Regions from separate parts of the Homo sapiens genome. Here region 2 is linked to region 1. The links are chromatin loops, found by intact Hi-C in ENCODE. Cell type or tissue: Calu3. All regions are shown on one strand. Each heading gives the region's core, and the rest is flanking DNA. Links, peaks and the distances in the headings are about the cores only.

Region 1 (10,960 bases), core at 1,725-9,724:
TCATCTCTCTTCTATGAAACCCTCTATAAATTCCTAGATTCCTCTATAATTTCTTATTTACATCCCTGTGTTATAACAATACCAAGAATCAGCAAGAATGGAAGCAATGTCTACCTTTTGAGGCAGTGTATTTCTCCATCTCTGAAAGCTCCCTCGAAGAAATGTGGATGTGATGGAGAAATTTTCAAGATTTATCAATAGTTTAATGGAAGATAGGCTGGTCTACGATTGCATTAAAGGTCATAAATAAAGAGGAAGATAAAGTACAATAATCCTTCATTCCTCTCTTCTCATGACCTGTTTTCAAAGGAGCTTACTTTTGAGAGAACAAAGGAATCAAGAGATTGAATGGATTTCAGCAGTTTAATCAGATCTCAGAATGAATCTTTCACTGAAGTTTCAAGTCACACGGTAAAGTTGATTGTATGGTTTAACAAGCATACGTGCACACCTTTTGCATGTTCATTATAAACTGCATTAAATTTAGCAGTTGACTTTTCAAAGTATTTCTCTTTCGACTTTTTTAGTTGGTAGGATTTTATAACTTTATTATTTTTTTTTGGACACAATATACAACCTGCATTACACTAATCAGGGGTTTAAAGAGGCAGGTAAATTACTTTTCAATATAAATTACAGAAAGCATTTATGAAAGAGCCTCCCGAAGTGTTCGACTATGCAGATGGTTAAACATATCTGTCACCAGAGCAACAAAATAGCATTGTCAAATAAAACTATTGACACATACTTTTCCTGAAGAGTAATTAGAAGCTCAAGGGATCAACTGAAGCTCAATGCCCTTTTGTGTATTGTCATCCTAATAACATCTTCTTTGCAATCTTTGCAGTCACCTGTTATTTCTTCACTTATATATCAAGTCTAATACTTTCCAATAATAAATCAAATACATGTTTGGTTAATAGTCCTCCCCCAAAAAACTGTGATACAAAGAAGTTTGGCTTACTGTCCTACTCAATTAGCTAAATTTGTTTAAACTCCTTCCAAAATCCAGAGAATAGCATACAAAGTAATAATTACATTTATATACTTATAATCTTAAGATTATTACTGCATCTTTTGTTCAAAGAAAAATTCAAAAACAGATTCAAACTTTTAAATAGATGGAAAAGTTTTTATTGCATGATTAATAATAACGTATAAACAATCAAGTCATCCTGTAGTTATGTATCACCTTTTCTTCAAGAAGATTTTACAGTGACTTTAATTGAAATGTAAAATGTTTCCCTTTGAAACAATTTCAGTACCATAAAATATTATTTAAATCAAAGGGGATTAAACAAACTCCAGGAACAAACTCCATATTTCAAAGTGTTTGAGAATTGGCTTTTCCTCCAACAGCAGGTTTTAACTAAGTACCATGTCATTGACCACCTTTATCTCACGTTCTATTCAAGTACACTGCTTGCCATCTTATTTCTAATAAGGTAAAGATTCCACTTCCACTTAGAAAGACAAAGAAAAAATTAGCTCATAAGCTCAGTTAGTTGATTTCATTAACTATTTCTTAGGCTTTACTTCAGATTTTGTTTTCCTAATCTCTTTTGCCTGCTGCAAAGACCCTCTCTTGTACCTGGAAAATGTACCCAGTCCATCTTCACATGCACCTTTGCCTAACTCACTCATTTAGGTCAGACTCACCTTGGATTTCATGCCTTGACATTTTCAGCAACTTTCTTTGCTCCAAATTTGCTTGATTTTGTTTTGAGATTATGAGACTTTCCAGCAAAGATTCTGGAAATTTCAACTCCAAGATGTCCTGTTACCTCAATATCTAAATGTCAACTCTGAAATTCCTCAGGTCTTCAAGTGTTTGAACCTATCATGAAGGGCTAGTGAAAGCCTTCCTCATGGAACACAGGTCCAACAGGAGCTCCTTGCACTTCTGTTAATTGAAAATGCTATTAAAGTTCTGTAGGCTGGGAAGGAAGAGTCACATACTGGTTAGTCCTCTTTGTGGCATCACAAAGATTTCAAGGCACTCACAGTCATGGTTTCTGATGATGAATACAGAGATATTTTTCCCACCACAGAAAGTAAGCATGCACACCAAACCAGTATAACAGGTTGGAGTACAAAGTACTACTACCCTCAGGCTGCAACTTGGAAGCATAGACACTAAGGCTCCTCCTGCCTAGAGTTGTTTTTTTTTTCTTTTACTTATTTTAAATAGAATTAGTGCCATTTCTAAACAATGACTCTATTATGAAGAAACATTCCATACATGTGCCTATGAACTTACAAGCCAACTTCTCCTAGCTGTAATGAAAATTAACTAAATGTCTTACAAGCTAATGTAACTTTTGTTTAGTAAAGAGAAAACCCAAGCCTGGATGGACAGGTTCCATAATAAGCTCACTGAATACTCGACAATGCTTTCAAGACCATAAATATAGAAACTAAAAGACGTCAATATGGAAAACATTACTAAGACTGCTTTCTCCATTAGAAATAGGAAAGTAAATTACTCTAGAAAATAATGCACCAAATTCTTCCGTAAAACTGCAGCAAACGCAGTTTTGAGCAGCAGGTTAGAGACGTGGCCTCTGGCAATGGCTTCTGTGAAACCAAAAACAATTTTCCTAGCTTCATAGGATCTCTGTTACTCTACAAAGTAAAAACATTGGACTTGAGACTATCTTCTAGCTTGAAAATGTTAATTTTCTGAAGATTATTTTTTCCTAACTGTGATGGCAAAATTCTCCTTCAGTGGGTTGAAGAGTTATCTCCTGCTGGTTGCTATCTAGAGCTAGCTCTGCATTCCTCAGGATCCAGCCAACTCCTCTGTACTTGGAACATCTTCCCCCAGAGTTCTACTGTTTTGTAGCCTTCAGAGTAGGGATTTCCTAGAGCTAGAGAACTAAGAAGAACTGAAGTAGAAGGAGAGCTATTATTAGAAACGCTCAAAACATCCAGGCAGCTGGTAGGCAGCACGAGTGCCAAGTGTATTAAACAGCCCAGGGAGGCGTAACTTAAAGATTCCTCCTCTCACAAGATTGTCCCAGCATTAAACTCAGAAATACTTTTTATTCAATTATCTCAAGGGCCAATTAGTATATCATATTATTTACAAAGAGGAAGGTGCCCTTGAATATATTTCGACTAAAGATGAAAAGGAGAGAAAGAACATGTTAAAAGCTCATGGAAACTGGATTCCTGAGGTAGCAGGAGCTCAGCAGGTGAAGCACATAGCTGGATGCTGATAGATTCTTTCCCCATTTTCCAATTCTGACTAGGACCTACTCTGTTAATAAGAATCCTGGGAGAAGTAGGAAATGGACATCCTTCGAGGCAGAGAAGAGGTAAGAAGCCCTTATACGTTCAAGGATGGCCTCTGAAGAAACTTTAGCCTAAGGCATATTCCAGGTAGTTCCCTTCCAGGAAGGGAGCTGTCACCCTCCCATCTCCCAGCCATGTCCCTCCCTCTACTCCTGTTACAGACTGATGGAGTGATAGAGTGCCACTCAGTGGTGCAGGTGAGTTTGCAGGCATTATGCAAGAAAAATGATCCTTCCCTTCACAAATAACAATGCTTAGAAAGCACTTACCCCTATTCCTTATGCCATATTATTTGTACAATTTTATTCATATTTGCAACGTTTAGAAAAAAATTCTAGCATTCTCTCCTTACCTAGATAATTTATTTTATGAATCCTGAGGACATTATGAACCTTCATGTATGATAGCTTTACACAATTCTCCGCTGGGGTTACCTTGTCATTGGGACTAAAAGAGGAGATTCCTTTTTATGTTTGAAAAGCTAATTAAAATCTGTTCACACAGCTCAAGATAACCTTGGAATAACTTCACTTTTATTCAGGAAAAAAAAAAAATGGGTTCTCAATACTACCAGAAACACTAAATGTTAATGGCATATGGGCTCCACTAACCAGGGCACATGCAACTAACCCCCTGAGAGTATAATTGGGTCAGAGATGTACAGAAAAAGCACTGTGATGAATAATCATTGATAATATCTATGGCTAGCCTTTCAAATTGTAACTAGAGATCATTCAGTGAATCTAGAAAATCTAGATACATGGCCTTAGAAAATCATTATTCAAAGCACTTGATGGAGTTCCAATGATAATCTACATAATATATTATCCTCATAGTCAAAACACGTAAGTCATCCACATGTTTAATATACAAAACATATTATTTTAACATAGTTATTTCCACTAAAGAACATCCGTTTGTAAGTGGAGCTGACAATGAGTATTATTTGAAAGAACCTCAGAATTTTTTATAAATGTCATTAAGTCAAAGGTGAAATTGAACACTAGAAAATAACTTTTCATTCACTTTGGTCATTTTGAAACTCAATTTCAGATTTTGGACAGGGTATCACAGACAACAGAAAAATGTTAAGGCATTCCATTGCCTTTATAATGTAAAGAAATCCAGAAACGAAACCAACAACTGAACTACCATCGGTTCTTTTTAACCCTCACTTGATTAATAGGTGCTCTTAAGAATCTTGATGCAAATATAACTGGTAGGGAAGCACTTCAATACTCCAAGAAGATAGATCTGAAATATTTACAGACCTACCAAGGATACATTTAAACATGAATAAGATCAGAAGAGAATAAATATTTTATTGAAAAGTTTTCAGAGTATACAAACAAAAACTCCCTAGTATATAACTGATTTCACAAGTTTTACCCAACTACAAAAGGCTTAAAGATTAGGCACACTGTTCTTGAACTTAAAGCACACCATTCAAATTATTTACTATATCACTTGTGTTGAATTTTGTGCATGGTTTTCTGATTAATAATTCTGAAAATAATTGTAGTTTTATACATATATATGGATAGGGGAAAGGGAAGGCTATCCTTACACAGTGAAACATATGTATTACCAGAAACATAATATACATAAAAAGCACCAGAGAAAAAGAAAGAAACAACAACAAAATGTATACACAATCTGGGATTCAATTAAAAAAATATTACCCATGATCCTAACACAAAGAGGGATAATGAGTGAAATGGAAAGAGGCCTGGTTACTCCTTAGTTTATTTTGATCGCTGAATACAGACAGGTGATGCACCCACACAGCCTAGAATAGGCTATTTAGGTGGTTGCCAAACAGTAATAAACATTTAATGTAAAATCATTATCATATGCACAATTGGAACAAACTAGAGGCTTCCCATATACTTTCCAATGAAAAATATTAGAGACAAATAAGGAATATGTTATAATCTTGTACATAATACCATTTGTCCATAAGACACATAGAAATAAATGATTCTCATTATGCTAAATGAGCCTTTTACCTTACTGTTTTTCTTCAATAGAATTTATTACATGACTTTTGAAATTAATCTTTTAAATTAAAAATGCTTTATAGTAGCATTTTACACAGTATTTCAAGAAAGATTTTTAGGAAATATACAGAGATAAAAAAAGATACGGGGATTCTTAAGCAGGCTATGTAGAGAAAAGATTAAAGAAATGAAAGAAAAATATAATTTAACTATAAAATAGGTGATATATTTTTAGGATCATGCAGATCTATGTGATCTCATGGTATTCTAGAAGTCTATAACAAATATTGATTAGGCCCAATATCTACTTTCTTTTTCTTCTTTAAGAAATAACTTTTGTTACCCAAAAATGTGAAATGTGAGCGACCTTAAATTTGTTTCGGTGAACAAGCCTCTAACCAGAGATGCCTAGTCAAGCCAATGTCAACAAAGCCAGTCCTTTCAAAGGACAAAGGTATCTGATTAAGCAACACCTGTGAAATAAATCACAGCCTCCTAACTGATAGGCTCGCCCATGTTCCCCTGTTTTCTACCTTTTAAAAAGTGGTTATATTAATTACAGGGAAACTGAGCTGGTAAACTCCAGAGATGGCAAAACTTAATTACCAATAAACACTCCACAGGTAGAGACAAAAATCAAGGTTCTGTTAATGTTGGAAAAGGTCCAACATGAAAATGCACTGGAAGTTGGTTATACCATTTCTCCAACATTATACTGGGGATTAAGGATAAAGCTTTCCATACCCTCCACGGGTCCCCCAAATTTGTGATTCTGTGTTGCCTGAGTCTTTGTAAACAACTGAGAAAACATGCTTCCTCTGAATCAACAATCTCCACCTCTTTTCTCGCTCGCAGAAAACACCTTAAAAACAGGGCCAGGGCACCTGAACATGCATGCAGGGATGCGTGTGTGCATACACAGAAACACACAGACTTTGTAATCAACACTGCTTAAGTTTCTGATTGTGAAAAGTGAAAAGTTCATAGGCTGTTGGTACTTACCTTGCAAAGACGTGTTAGGTAAACTTGCTTCATTCTCTCCCATTTTATTATTTCTTTTTAAAGAGGGCCAAGCAGTTTCAAGTTGTGTCACTTACCCTGCAAGCTTTGTGACCTTCTGACTTTCTACTGTAGTATTGTAACAGTATACTACCTGCTTTCTTCTGTGAATAATTACCATTCTGCTTCCTGAGTTACCTGGGCTTGCAGGACCTGTTTTACTATGAAGTGAGATCATATCTTTTGATCCACTGTATGGCTATTAAAGTGTACTTCACAAAACATTGCTTTGTTTCAGTTTTGATATAAACTTTTAATTCTCTACTTTCACTTTAGTCCAGAAACATATTTATATTTTCCCCTAAAAGAGCATTGATATTACCAGTACACCAAGCTTCACAGAGTTTGGTTTCTTTGTTTTTGAGTGTTTCTAATCTACTTTTCCTACAGAAATCAAATTTAAAGTGTATTACACGACATTTATTTTTTAAACCATAGGGAAATAAGGAACAGCTCAGAGTCAGTTTTGTGCAGCAGTGTGAAGACAAGTTTTGGATTATCTCTAATACTTGCTGTGTGACTGTAAGCAAAGAATATAACTTCTTTGAGACTCAGTTTCCTAAACTATAAAATAGAATAATATCTAGTATGTATGAAGTATGTATGATTAGTACGAAGATTGAAAACACTAATGTATGGCTGTGCTAAACACTGTGAATAATGGACAATAAACAAAAAACAATTTCTAATTTTCCTCTTCCTTTTCCTTCTTCTTCCTTCTCTCCCTCTTGTTCTTCTGATGAGTGGAATGAATGCTGAACTGCAGCATTGATGTCCCAGATCATGTACTGACATCAGTTATGCAACTTATTAACTGAGAGACCTGAAAAAAACTGTTCAACCTAATCCTGAGTTGCCTCAAGGTCCTCATTTGTAAAAGGAGAGTCATGATATTTGCATTGCCTTTTGAATAGAAGCATGGTGAATATTAACTTAGATTAACTGTTGTGACTCAACAAAAATAATTCCCAGCAAACAAGAGCAACAAATTGGAGACGTATCTTTAAATATTCATTTGTATGTGAGAAAGCAAAGATATCACAGAATTAAGGCAATTTATTTAAGCTTTGTCCCCCATAAGGCACCTAGAATAAAAAACAATCTCCACTTTCTTCCCTCTAGAAATCCTTAACTTTGGCTGTAGTTAGACTAGTAAATAAATGAATATAAATATATATTCATATTCATATATATTAATATTTTACAAATTATATATTATATATTTAATATTGTAATAATTACATATTATTATATTCAAATATATAATATATAAAAACATTTTTATTAGTCTGCAGCTAATATATATATATAGGCTGTAGTTACACACATATATATGTATATGAAGCTCAAGCTCCTTTCTTTATAATCCATTGCTTTTTAATTTGAAAAAATCTATATATTATGTGTGCTAGCTTACTAATGTAAAAATTGACTATATAAGTTGTGTAAAGTACAGAAATGTCAAACAACAGTTTTTCTCAAAAGTATTAGAAATAAAGGCAAACATGACATTAAAAATTTCTGATTGCAATTGGGAGTTGTCTCTTTCATTTATTACCTCTCTAGGTCTCAGTTTCTTCTATGAGGGAGCTGGACCATTGAAAACCCATTCTCTCTTTATAATGCCAGGAGCCTCTGATTTAAAATCTGGGTTGTGGTTTGCTCCAGAATAGAATAACCCTTTGCCTATAGCAATTGCATACTGTAATATATATATATACACACCATGCTACATACTTTACCAACAGTAACTTGAAATTGAATGTTTGCCAATAAAACACTGTAATCATCACATTCTTACTTCACTTTAAAAGGACCAACACACATATCAATCCTCACTCATTATGACAAACTTGGAAATATATTTACAGACCTGCCCCAGGCACTGAAATTAGTCAATAACAGTTATAAAGCACCCATTATCTATGAGCTGAATTATAGCATGTGGTAAATTACGATGAAAGTGGAATAGAGAAGTCCTATTCTTAAACGATAACAAAAAATCCATACAAATATAAACACCAGAAAGGTCTTAAGTTCGTAAGTTCACAGAAAGTAACATAAATACTGATTGAGTAGAAAAGAATCAGTTGCAATACTAATAAAGTGCCATGTGCACACATATTTTCTTTCTCCTTCTGGGTCTTTGTGCATGCCTGGAAAATTTCTTCCAGGACGTTTTTTAACATACCTGGTGAGTTTTGCACATGCCTAAAAAACTTCTTCACCTCCCTTTTGCTGAATTCATATGCAGAAATTCTTGTTGAATTCAGTCTGAGTTCAGGTCCCTTCCTTGTGCTCCCAGACACCCCTTAACAATTCTAAACTTTTCATTTCACCATGGCTCTTGTCACATTATATTATAGGTACAGTAGGCCCCCTTAACCTCAGGAGAATACATTCCAAGACCCTTAGTGAATGCTTGAACCACATATAGTACCAAACCCAAATGACATCAATCGGAACACATTTGTGTTCATATCTTCCACCCACAAATTTAATGCCTTTTCCATCTTAACTAAGCAATTATCACACACCGTGGCTGTAACTTTTGCAGTCTGAGGTGTGACAGCTTAAACTAGCACAGATTTCTCTTTCCTTCTTCACAATTTTACAAATAGAAGGTATGTTCTTACAGTAGATCTTGGAAACCTCAATAAAATTTTCTTTCCTAATTAACTCAAAACTTTCATCTTTTCAATTAAAGAAATCACTTTACAGCTTTTCTCTGGCATATCTGAATTGCCAGCCTCATAACTTTTGCATTTTGGGACCATTATTAAGTAACATAAGAGTTGAAAACATGCACCAAATTACCATGAAAGTCCTTCTGATAACTGAGATGGATCCTAAGTGGCTAACAGGCACCTACAGTGTGAATAAACTGGACATACGGATGATTCACATCCTGGGCAGGACAGAATGAGATCTCATCAAGTCACTCAGAATGATGCACAATTTTACACTTATTGATTGTTTCTAAAATTTTCCATTCAATATTTTTGGACCACGATGATCATTGATAACAAATTGTGGAAAGGAAAAGTGTGGATTCAGGAAGACTACTGTACTTCTTAATTATTTCTCAGACTGGGCACAGGAGCTCACGACTGTAATCCCAGCACTTTGGGAGGCTGAGGCAGAAGGATCGCTTAAGCCCAAGAGTTCAAGACCACCCTGGTCAACATAGCATAATCCTGTGTGAACAAACAATACAAAAATTATCTGGGCATGATGGTGTGTGCCTGTAGTACACCTACTCAAGAGACTGAGATGAGAGGATTGCTTGAGTCCAGAAGTTTGAGGCTGCAGTAAGCTATGATCATACCACTGGACTCCAGCCTGAGTGACAGACTGAGAACCTGTCTCTCTCTCTTACTTCTCTCTCTCATATATATATATATATATATATACACACACACACACACATACACATATATTCATATCTATGTGTATATATATTCATATCTATGTGTATATATATTCATATCTATGTGTATATATATTCATATGTATGTATATATACATATATACACATATATACATATCTTTCATATATATGAGACATATACATGTGTGTGTGTGTGTGTGTGTGTGTGTGTGTGTGTGTGTGTGTGTATTTCTCTCCTGACACTCTGTTATGCCAAAGACACTTTAAAAGTAGTCATCAAGTTCCTGGCACCTAGCCCAGTTCCTAGCACACATTGAGCCTGCAATGAATTTTGTGAAAATGAATAAAATTACCATCATCAGAAAGGGTGAATAAAAGAGTCTCAAAGAAAACAAAGACATAGATTAGCAAAGAAGATGATAGAAAATTTTCAGTTGGGAAAAGTAACAAATTAAAGCTTAAAAGCGAAAAGTGATGAGGGAAAGTAGGGAGTTTTAACTGCAAGAGCAAAACATTAAGAGTTAGAAGGATATAAGAAATGATGGTAATTATGAGAATTTCCAAAATAAAAGTCAAAACCAGGATAAGAAATGAAAGAGAATAAGAAGTTAATACACCATAGTCATGCACTGAATAATGATGTTTCAATCAATGGTGGACTGAATAAACACAGGTGGTCTCAAAAGATTATAACGAAGCCAAAATTTTCCTATCGCCTAGGGATGTCATGGCTGTCATAATGTCATAGCTGTCATAACATCATAGCTGTCAAAATGTCTTGCATAAGACATTACTCACATGTTTTGTGTTGATGCTGATATAAAAATAGCTACTATGCTGCCACTCATGTAAAAGTATAGCATAGGCCGGGCACAGTGACTCACGCCTGTAATCCTAGCACTTTGGGAGGCCAAGGCGGGCGGATCACCTGAGGTCAGGAGTTCGAGACCAGCATGGCCAACATGGTGAAACACCATCTCTACTAAAACCTACAAAAATTAGCCAGGTGTGGTGGTGGGAGTCTGTAGTCCCAGCTACTTGGGAGGCTGAGGCAGGAGAATCACTTGAACCTGGGAGGCAGAGGTTGCAGTGAGCTGAGATCATGCCACTATACTTCAGCCTGGGCAACAAGGGGAAACTCCATCTCAAAAAAAAAAAAAAAAAAAAGAAAAAAAAGCAAAGCACATACAATTATGTAAAGTACGTAATATTT
Region 2 (10,960 bases), core at 943-8,942, 1.3 Mb before region 1:
GTGGTGGACAAACTTTAAGATGACCCTCATGATCCCTACTTCCTGGAGTTTACAATTTCATATAATTCCATCCCCTTGAGGTCAGTGGGACTGTGACTTGCTTTTAACAAATAGAATATAGCAAAAATGATGGGATGTTCTTCCTGCGTTTCCATTATGTTATATAAAACTCTGTCTTATTATCAGACTTGCTTGAGTCTCTCTCTCCTTGCAGACTTTGAAAAAGCAAGAAACAGTCACCCAAGTGGGGAGGAAGATGCCTACCTAGTTGAGCCTCTGGATGAGAATCAAACCCTAGCTAACATGTCAATTGCAGGCTTTTCAGGTCCTTAACAGAAGATCCAGCTAAATAATGCCTATACTTCTGACCTGTGAGATAGCAAATGAATTTTGCTTTAAGCTGCTAAGTTTGTGGTAAATCTTTATGCAGTATAGAAAACTAATACGGTCACCTTTGAAATAAATTTCCAATGCTTTATTGTGGCATTCAAAGCCCTTAATGGTTGGTTCTATTTTTTTTTTTTTTTTCTAATTTCCTCTCTTGCCAGTGCAGTGACCCAATCACCTACAAAACATCCTGGCTACATTTACATTCTCATTCTCTTGCTCCTGTTATTTTCTCTGTTTAGAATTTCCTTTCTTTCTCCCTCCCTCCTTCTCTCCTTTCCTTCCTTCCTTCCTTGCTTCCTTTCTTTCTTCCTTCTTACCTTCCTAGTGAGCAACCATTTACCCTTAGAAGTCAAATATAATAACCACCTCTAGGCTGCCTATAAAAGTACTTGCTACTCAATGCCCCCTAAAGGTCAACTTGATTGATTCTTTTTTGTGGTCTCATAATATTTCCTGTGTAGCTCTCCTATGGTACTTATCATGTTATTTCCACATTAATTTTTATGTTTTTCCTGTTATAGTGTGAGTTCCCTGAGACTGGGCACTGTATATTATTTATCCGTAGATCCCCAGAACCTGGACTAGTGCTTTGACATACATCTGGCATCCAATAAATGTTTGTTAAATTGAATCAAACTGAATCGATATTCCTAAAGGTAGAGAGTTTTATTGTTTGGCACATCATAGGCATTTTAAAATGAGTATTCTGTGTATAATTGCTTACATTTTTTAACCACATTATCTATTCTGGCAAAGAATCATTAAAGGCTGTAGGCTGCTTTAATGAGATAGGGGCAATTCAGGCAACAAGAAATTACCTAATGGGTTTTGCTGATAACATTAAGGGCTAGCAATTCTACTTCGTAATTATATGATGCTTAGAGGAGGGTTGAATAAATACATAGAATCATAACATTGGGATGCAGGAGAAAGTGATCCAACTAAGAATCTGATAGAAGAATGCATGTAATTATGTTTTTGAAAGAAAGTAATACATAGAGAATCAATCCAAAGAAATGAAAAGCTCACTTCCAGTAAGTAGCACAACTCAGCATTCTGCAATAGACTAGCTACCAAAGTACTTTGGGGTTGAGTAGATAACCCCTAGAATGACCTGACAATATAATAGTGTATGATAGATTCATTGCAGGAAGTGAAAGTAGAATCTATGGAGGAGGAGGTAATCCCAGCAGTATATTAGAGATACGATTCTCAAAATCATAAAAACTAAAGGCTAAAATCTTTGAACTGCAGGTGTTGATCTCTCCTAGGTTTAAGAAGTTTTTCACTGGAAGTGAAACAAAAGAATGGTGTGATCAGTACATGACTTGAATATCTGGGCCAATCCTAAATTAAAAATTGTAAATAATGAACAACATGAGGTATGGCAAGAACCTCCCAGAATATTGCTCTCCACTCTCTAAATTTTCAGTGATACATTTCCCCAGAATTTGTTGGAAGCCCAATAGCTCCAATTAACCACTATAACCTTTGCAGAAGTGGAAAACTAAAATATTTGCTCCTCTTCTGAGGGGAATTTTGTCTCTGTTTTAATTCTGGAATGAATATAGAGACTCCTATCAATGTGAAGCTTCAGTCTAAACATGCATTTTGAGCCCTGTAACTTGCTAGATGTATCATCCTTGGCAAGCATTAAAGTTCTCTAAACTTCAGCCTCCTCATGTGAAAAACAATAACGACAACTTGTTGTACTACGGCTACAAATAGACACCTAATATCTTATTTTGGACATCAAATAAGCCTAACACATTCTGGTATACAGTAAAATACTTCAGATATATTTGTTCTTTCTCTCTTTTTTATATATTAGATTTTTGAGAGTAACTACATTAGGATTTGGATTTACTATTAAAAATTCAAGGTTTATAAAGAGCCTGGCCTCAAATGTTCAGGGTGACCTTGCTCCCACATTTTCTATGAAGCCTAAGGGTTGACCCATCTTCTCTTCTATCTCTGCTCCTATCTATCTTTTGAGACTGTTGGAATGAATCCTGGAAACATACTCTTCTTTCCCTAAATTTTTTTGACTGTTTTGAGGATGTTTGTAAGACTTTAACTGGGTTGCAATGTGGTCAACTTGTAGCTCTGATAACCAGAAACTAAGTTGAAACAAGAAATTCTTTAGGTTATATTGCTCTTTATTCCCTGGTCTGTATCTTTCTACTAAACTTGTGATGTTTTGTAGAAAACAGACTATATCAGGAACAACAAAGAATCACCAAATGCTGCACAATTGACACTGAGAGTACAATTCTCATTTGAACTAGTGACCCAGAAGTGGCAATTGTTTGCCAGGAACTCTTTGTTTAACATCAAAGCATAACAAGCTAACACCAGAAGTGTGCGGTCTTCTGCATTTTTTTTTTAAAAAAACAAAACAAAACAAAAAAAACTTCTGAAGGAAAAGAGATACAGAAGATAACTATCAGTTTAATTCTAGTTCTTATTAAAACACACATACACACACACACACACACACACACAAAGAATGTTAAGTTGAATTATTTTCCTAAATAATTATTTTGGAACAAGAAAATGATGATGACATGTTTATTATTTCCTCATTCAAGATGATAAATTATAACATAATTCATTAATTTAACTGTCTCTGAATTGCTTTAGTTAAGGTATAAAATTCTTACAACTTAAAAAATTCAACAACTTCAACTATACTATCATGTTTAATCAGTTTTTTGGTTTTATAATATTTTACTTTAGACAAATTTCAAATTAAAATAAATGAATAATACATTAATGAGATTTAATGACTCTTAGAGATGAGGTTTCTGGCACTTTCCAGAGTAAAAAAAGAAAACTAAAAGATTTATCTCAGTCTTGGCAACATGAAAATTACAGAAAGAAAATTTAGTTCAGATTAAGAAGACTTTTGTTCTTTTGTCTCCACCATTATTATCTCTGTGATTTTAGCCAAACCACTTAACATTCTGTAAAATTGAGATGTTATTTTCAGCCCGGTCTACCTCTCATGATTTTTGTAAATATTACATATACAGAGACACTTTAAATTGTAATATGTATAATATTATATGATTGTTTTTATGCTGGTTGCTAAATATAGGCTCAAATTTCCTTCATTATAATGTATTTCAACCATTCAATTTTTATTTCATAAATTGAAATCCAAGTAGATATCTGCAGAGTACAATGGAAACTATACAAGTATGTAAGGCAATCGACTTGGTAAAATATTGAGGGATCATTGCTGGAAACTACTCTTAAACCATTTCGTGTAGCCACAGCCACAAATCTTGCACCACAGACATTGATCAAGCCAGAGAATGGGGTTGTGATTAGAATGGCATACCTATGGAACTGATGGGAAATTAATTTTGGAGCAAAGATTTCCTATCTAATAAGACAAGGAGAAAAGTTTATTTGAAGTGGTGCAGTCAATTGTTTATCAGAAATTTGGGTTATAGATTCATGTAAGAATTAACTTGTTATAAGTTGGTTGGACCTGCCTCACACATTCTATTCAACACAGAAATTCAAGATAGGCAGTATTTCTTTTAATTATCAGCATGGGATATGGAAGACTTATAATAGGATTCCAGTTTGATAAATGGTATAATTTTGAAGTTATTAAGTAATGTGTGTTCTTTTCTTTTCTGCTTTTTTCTCCTTCCTCTTTTCTACAACTGTTGAGTCTATAAAAATGAAAATTCCAGTTCACTAAATCTCTCTTTAGCTAGAGATATTCTAGTCTGCAGCCTTACTATTCCATTGAGCTTTTAAGTTACTCTCTTTTACATTTTAAAACTCCATTTGGTTAGTTTGCAAATCTGTGCAACAAAACTTTATAGTTATTCGTTTTCTTCCTGTATTTTCAAGTTTGTCTTTTATTTCTCTAAATAGTAGTAAGCATAAATTTTTATAAAATACACATTTTTAGTGTCTTCTCTCTAATTCTGTTGCCTTTTTTGGGGGGTGATATTCTCACTTGTGGTGACTGGTTTCCTTGGTGCTAAAATTTTTAACTATTAGCTATTCAATTTTATTAGAAAATTATTTAGGGAAATTATTTTTGGCCTAATATTATGGTAGGTTTCCCTGGAAGGGATTAATGTTGCTTTTACCAGATATTTTGGAGCATATCTAACTAAAGGACATATTAATTTAAATGGATACTTTGAGGTTTTCTGGAGCACACAGATGGTATAAAATTGAGTTGGAAACCCATGTAAGGGATGGCTTTCAGTGGCAGGCCTTTTCCCCTCTGCTCTCCTCAACAATAAAGCATTATATATCTCAATTTATTATTTACAATAATAAGTAAAAATGACAAACAGGTTTGGGAACAAACACAATTGACTCATGGTAAGTATTCAACTCGACTGGTATGGGCATTAGTCATTAAGATTTACAGAGTTTCTGGAGCAAGTTGCTTCGTCTAGCAAGTCTGGTGAGTTTAGGTAACATAATTCTTCCTACCTTTCAGTTTGGCTGGACTCCAGGGGAATTAAGGTGAAATTACATGACCTAAGAATAAACAGGTTGGTTGGGAAACAAATCATGAAATATCTGAATTGTTGTTAGGATTTATGGGTACTTTTGAGTTGGTTATGGAAAATCATTAACATTTGTGTAGTTTTTGCTTTAGAGTGGAATAAAATGAGAGCTCTTCCTAAAACTAGTTCACCAAAATGAATAGAAATGCTTTAATTTTAATTATTTATGGAAATGTGGAGATAAAATTATCAGAGTTCTATTACAGTAAGTCGGATGAGAAAGAAAGCTTTTCAAATAAGGTAATGTTCCTGAGAGTAAATAGGAGGGGCTGCTATGAAAGTCATTGTAGGGTTTCTGTAAAAGGCACTTAGCAAATGATAGTATCTATGAGAGAGAAGAGTCAGAGATAAATAACGTCTATCATCAGTAACAAACCATGGCCTTAATCATGGGGCATCACACCATCCCAATCACTGTGTTACCAACTCATTAAGATTAAAGGCAACTATAAGGAACTAAGTGATAATAGATCAATCATCTCTTAAAGGAATGAATGAATTCTCAAAGTCTAGGACTGGAAAATATCAAGACAGAATCTGTTTTCTTGTTTTCCAACGTCAGTTCACATGAACTTGGGAAAAAACCTTCAGATAGATAGATGATAGATAAAATGAAAGACAGAGAGATTTATTTCAGCATGAGAGAGTCTTTCCTATTTGATGTTTATTTCTTTTACTTCATTAGTAATTTGTTAACAACACTAAGTATATATTTACATTGTAAAAGACATGGTAGGGGCTATATGTTAAAATGTCTGGTCAAAAGTAAATAAACTTCCTTAATTGCATTTATAATTGTTATTATGACTACTTCCACTTCCACTCTCTCTGGGAAGGTAAAACTTCTTACAGGTTAAAAAAGGAGGAAAAAAATACCCATAAAATATCTCCCTGCTTAGTAAAACAGCTGCTGCTCCTGACTGCTTCAGTTTATGGTTGAATAAAAATTAAATACATGATACCCTGAAGAAAATTTTTCAATTACATAAAATGAATAAACCATGAAGACAGAATGAGCTACCACCAACTTATCATACATTACTTTCACAAAATAATTTATATTATTTTATTTTCTTCAATCTTAATTTTAAGACAGAGCCTATAACTGTGCAATGTAAGTGGAACATTTTTATATATTAATTATTAATTATGTGACGATCAACCTAGTCATTTAAGTGACAATGCAAATTTATCCTTAATATGACTGGAAGTACAGATTGACTATACACCCTCTGTGCCTTTGTTTTCTCTTTTGGATTTAACTACCATATGGCTTGTGACAACCAGGAAAAGTGAAATAATTTACTAGGTTTAAAGATCAGACATGTTTAATACTTGCACATTATACGCAATCATATAGTTTGTTTTGGTCTTGTAATTGTAAGTGTTCTTTTTATGTTCTACGACTCTAGGCTAACTATGTCACATTCCTAAAATGGATACATGGATTATTTTCTTTTTTTAAATTTTTATTTCAAAACTAGGAAACAGGTGGTGGTTGGTTGCATGGAAAAGTTCACTAGTGGTGATCTGAGATTTTGGTGCACCCACCATGTGAGCAGTGTACACTGTACCCAATGTGTTGTCTTTTATCATTCACCTACCCAACCCTAACCCTGAAGTCCCCAAAGTCCATTATATCATTGTTATGACTGCATTCTCATAGCTTAGCTCCTGCTTATAAGTGAGAACATATGATGTTTGGTTTGCCATTCCTGAGTTACTTCACTTCTTAGAATAATGGTCTCCAACTCCATCCAGGTTGCTGCAAATGCCATTATTTTGTTCCTTTTTATGGCTGAGTAGTATTCCATGATGTGTGTGTGAAAATATATATATATATATATATATATATATATATATATATATATAACTTTTTTTATCTCCTCATTCATTGGTTGATGGGCATTTAGGCTGATTTTTTTATTTTTGCAATTGTGAATTGTGCTGCTATAAACATGCATGTGCAAGTCTGTTTTTCATATAATGACTTCTTTTCCTCTGGGTAGATACCCAGTAGTAGGATTGCTGAATCAAATGGTAGTTCTACTTTTAGTTCTATAAGGAATCTTCATACTGTTTTTCATAGTGGTTGTACAAGTTTACATTCCCACCAGCAGTGTCCAAGTGCTCCCTTTTCACCACATCCATGCCAACATCTATTATTTTTTGATTTTGGTCATTCTTGCAGGAGTAAAGTAGCATCACATTGTGGTTCTGATTTGCATTTCCCTGATCATTAGTGATGTTGCACATTTTTTCATATGTTTGTTGGCCATTTGTATATCTTCCTTTGAGAATTGTCTATTCATGACCTTAGCGTAATTTTTGATGGGATTATTTGTTTTTACTTGCTGATTTGCTTGAGTTCCTTATAGATTCTGTATATCAGTTCTATGTCGGATGCACAGTTTGTGAATATTTTCTCCCACTCTGTGGGTTGTCTGTTTACTGTGCTGATTATTTCTTTTGCTGTACAGAAGCATTTTAGTTTAATTAAATCTCATCTATTTATCTTTGATTTTGTTGCATTTGCTTTTGGGTTCTTCGTCATAAACTCTTTGCCTAAGCCAATGTCTAGAAGAGTTTTTCCAAAGTTATCTTCTAGATTTTTTAGGTTTCAGGTCTTAAATTTAAGTTTTTGATCCATCTTGAGTAGATTTTTGCATAAGGTGAGAGATGAGGATGCAGCTTCATTCTTCTACATGTGGCTTGCCAATTATCTCAGCACCATTTGTTGAATCGGGTATCTTTTCCCCACTTTACGTTTTTGTATGCCTTGTTAAAGATCAGTTGGCTATAAGTATTTGGATTTATTTCTGGGTTCTCTATTCTGTTCCATTGGTTTACATGCCTATTTTTATGCCAGTACTATGATGTTTTGATAACTATAGGCTTGTCCTATAGTTGGAAGTGGGGTAACATGATGCCTCCATATTTGTTCTTTTGGCTTAGTCTTTCTTTGGCTATGAGGGCTCTTTTTTGTTCCATATGAATTTTAAGATTGTTTTTTCTACTTCTGTGAATAATGATGACCATATTTTGATGGGAAATGCATTGAATTTATAGAATGCTGTGGGCAGTATGGTTATTTTCACACTATTGATTCTACCCATCCATGAGCATGGGATGTGTTTCCATTTGTTTGCATCATTATGATTTCTTTCAGTAGTGTTTTTTAGTTTTCCTTGCAGGGATCTTTCACCTCCTGGTTAGGTATATTCCTTTTTAAAAAAAAATATATACTTGAAGTTATGGGTTACATGTGCAGAACGTGCAGTTTTGTTACGTAGGTATACACGTGCCATGGTGGTTTGCTGCAACCATCAACTCATCATCTACATTAGGTATTTCTCCTAATGCTATCCCTCCCCTACCTCCCCACCCCCTGACAGGTCCTGGTGTATGTTTTTCCCCTCCCTGTGTCCATGTGTTCTCATTGTTCAACTCCCACTTATGAGTGAGAACATGTGGTGTTTGGTTTTCTGTTCTTGTGTTAGTTTGCTGAGAATGATGGTTTCCAGCTTCATACATGTCCCTGAAAGTTTGGGGGGCTGACTGGGTATATTCCTAAGTATTTTGTTTTATTTTTTGCAGCTGTTGTAAAAAGGGTTGAGTTTTTAATTTTATTCTCAGCCTGGTTGCTATTGGTGTATAGTAGTGCTACTGATTTGTGTACATTGATTTTGTTTTCTGAAACTTTACTGAATTTGTTTATCAGATCTAGGAGTTTTTTTGGACAAGTAGGGTTTTCCAGGTATACGATTAATCATTGGCAAACAGCAACAGTTTGACTTTCTCTTTGGATTTGGATGCATTTTATTTCTTTCTCTTGTCTGATTTCTCTGGCTAGGATTTCCCATACTATCTTGAATAGAAATGGTGAAAGTGGACATCCTTGTCTTGTTCCAATTCAACTTTCAACTTTTCTCCATTTAGTACAATGCTGACTGTGGGTTTTTCATAGATGACTTTTATTACCTTGAGGTATGTCTCTTCTATGCTGATTTTGCTGAGAGTTTTAATCATAAAGGGATGCTGAATTTTGTCAAATGCTTTTCTGCAACTATTTGGATGATCATAAAATTTTTAATTCTCTTTATGTAGTATATCACATTTATTGACTTGCATGTGTTAAACCATCTCTGCATCCCTGGTATAAAACCCACTTGATCACGGTGAATTATCTTTTTGATATGCTGTTTGATTCAGTTAGCTAGTATTATGCTGAGGATTTTTGCATCTATGTTCATCAGGCATATTGGTCTGTAATTTTCTTTTATTGTTATGTCCTTTCCTGGTTTTGGTAATACAGTGATACTGGCTTCATAGAATGATTTGGGGAGAATTCCCTACTTCTCTATCTTTTGGAATAGTTTCAGTAAGATTCATACCAATTCTTTGAAGGCCTGATAGAATTCATCTGTGAATCCACTTGGTCCTGGACTTTTTTATTTGTTGGCAATTTTTAAATTTCTGTTTCAATCTCGCTGCTTGTTGTTGGTCTATTCAAAGTTTCTATTTCTTCCTTAATCTTGAAAGGGTTGTATATGTCCAGGAATTTATCCATCTTCTCTAGATTTTCTAGTTTGTGCATGTAAAGGTGTTCATAAAAGCCTTGAATGATCTTTTGTATTTCTGTGGTATTTGTTGTAATATCTCCCATTTTGTTTCTAATTGAGCTATTTGGATCTTCTCTCTTCTTTCCTTGGTTAATCTTGCTAATGGTCTATCAATATTGTTTATCTTTTCAAAAAACCAGCTTTTTGTTTCATTTATCTTTTGTATTGTTTTTCTTTTGTTTCAATTTCAGTTAGTTATGCTTTGATCTTTGTTATGTGTTTTCTTCTGCTGGATTTGGGTTTGGTTTGTTCTTGTTTCTCTAGTTCCTTGAGGCATTACCTTAGATTGTCTATTTGTGCTCTTTTAGACTTTTTGATGTAGGCATTTAATGCTATGAACTTTCCTCTTAGCACCTCTTTGTCTCTATCCCAGGGGTTTTCATAAGTTTTGTCACTATTATCCTTCAGTTCAAAGAATTTTTTAATTTCCATCTTGATTCCATTGTTGACCCAAAGATCATGCAGAAGCAGATTATTTTTCATGTTTTCTGTAGTTTCAAGGGTTCTTTGTGGAGTTAACTTCCTATTTCATTCCACTATGGACTGAGATGGTACTTGATATAATTTTGATTTTCTTGTATTTATTGACACTTGTTTTGTGGTCTATCATATGATCTATCTTGGAAAGTGTTCCCTGTGCTGATGAAAAGAATGTGTATTCTGCAATTGTTTTGTAAATATCTATTAAGCCCATTTGTTGTAGGGTATAGTTTAAGCTCATTGTTTCTTTGTTTACTTTGTCTTGATGACGTGTCTAGTGCTGTCAGTGGAGTACTGTAGAACCCACTATTATTGAGTTGCCATTTGTCTCATTATTTATGTCTAGTAATAATTGTTTTATAAATTTGGGAGCTCCCATGTTAGGTCCATATATATTTAGGATTGTGATATTTTCCTGTTGGACTTATCTTTTTATCATAATATAATGTCACTCTTTGTCTTTTTAAACTGTTGATGTTTTAAAGTCTTTATTGTCTGATATAAGAATAGCTACTCCTGCTCACTTTTGGTTTTCATTTTGCCTGGAATATCCCTTTCCATCCCTTTACCTTAACTTTATGTGAGTCTTTATGTGTTAGGTGAGTGTCTTGAAGACAGCAGATACTTGGTTGGTGAATGTTTATCCATTCTGCCATTTTCTATCTTTTAAGTGGGGCATTTAGGCCATTTGCATTCAACATTATTATTGAGATGTGAGGTAATGCTTTATTCATTGTGCTAGTTGTTGCCTGAATACCTTGATTATGTTTCATTGTGTTATTGTTTTATAGGTCCTGTGAGATATATGTTTAAGGAAGTTTTATCTTGCTGTACATTTGAGGTTTTGTTTCAAGATTTAGGACTTCTTTTGGCATTTCTTGTAGTGCTGGCTTGGTAGTGGTAAATTCTCTCAGCATT

What was found. A loop is a pair of places that touch in the nucleus more often than their neighbours do. Peaks named below come from ENCODE experiments on the same cell type or tissue, not always from the same donor. Only the 100,000 strongest peaks of a DNase experiment are listed, where the experiment ranks them.
Region 2: a loop joins it to region 1, with 3 times the contacts of the local background. A loop is called at or near these places in 2 of 110 quality-filtered maps.

What each region holds. Positions count from the first base shown.
Region 1 is chr3:174,854,790-174,865,749 of GRCh38, reverse strand. NAALADL2 (N-acetylated alpha-linked acidic dipeptidase like 2) reads right to left here and starts at 6,416. Exons shown (of 14, transcript NM_207015.3): 1 at 6,300-6,416. The coding sequence starts at 6,342. In Calu3, for the core only: a CTCF peak has its summit at 3,468; DNase peaks (open chromatin) are centred at 2,069, 3,449, 5,749, 6,479 and 2 weaker places.
Region 2 is chr3:176,161,343-176,172,302 of GRCh38, reverse strand. No RefSeq gene overlaps it. Among named protein-coding and RNA genes, the nearest start is that of MIR7977, 350 kb to the left of the region's middle. In Calu3, for the core only: no CTCF peak of the experiment used is centred there; a DNase peak (open chromatin) is centred at 4,862.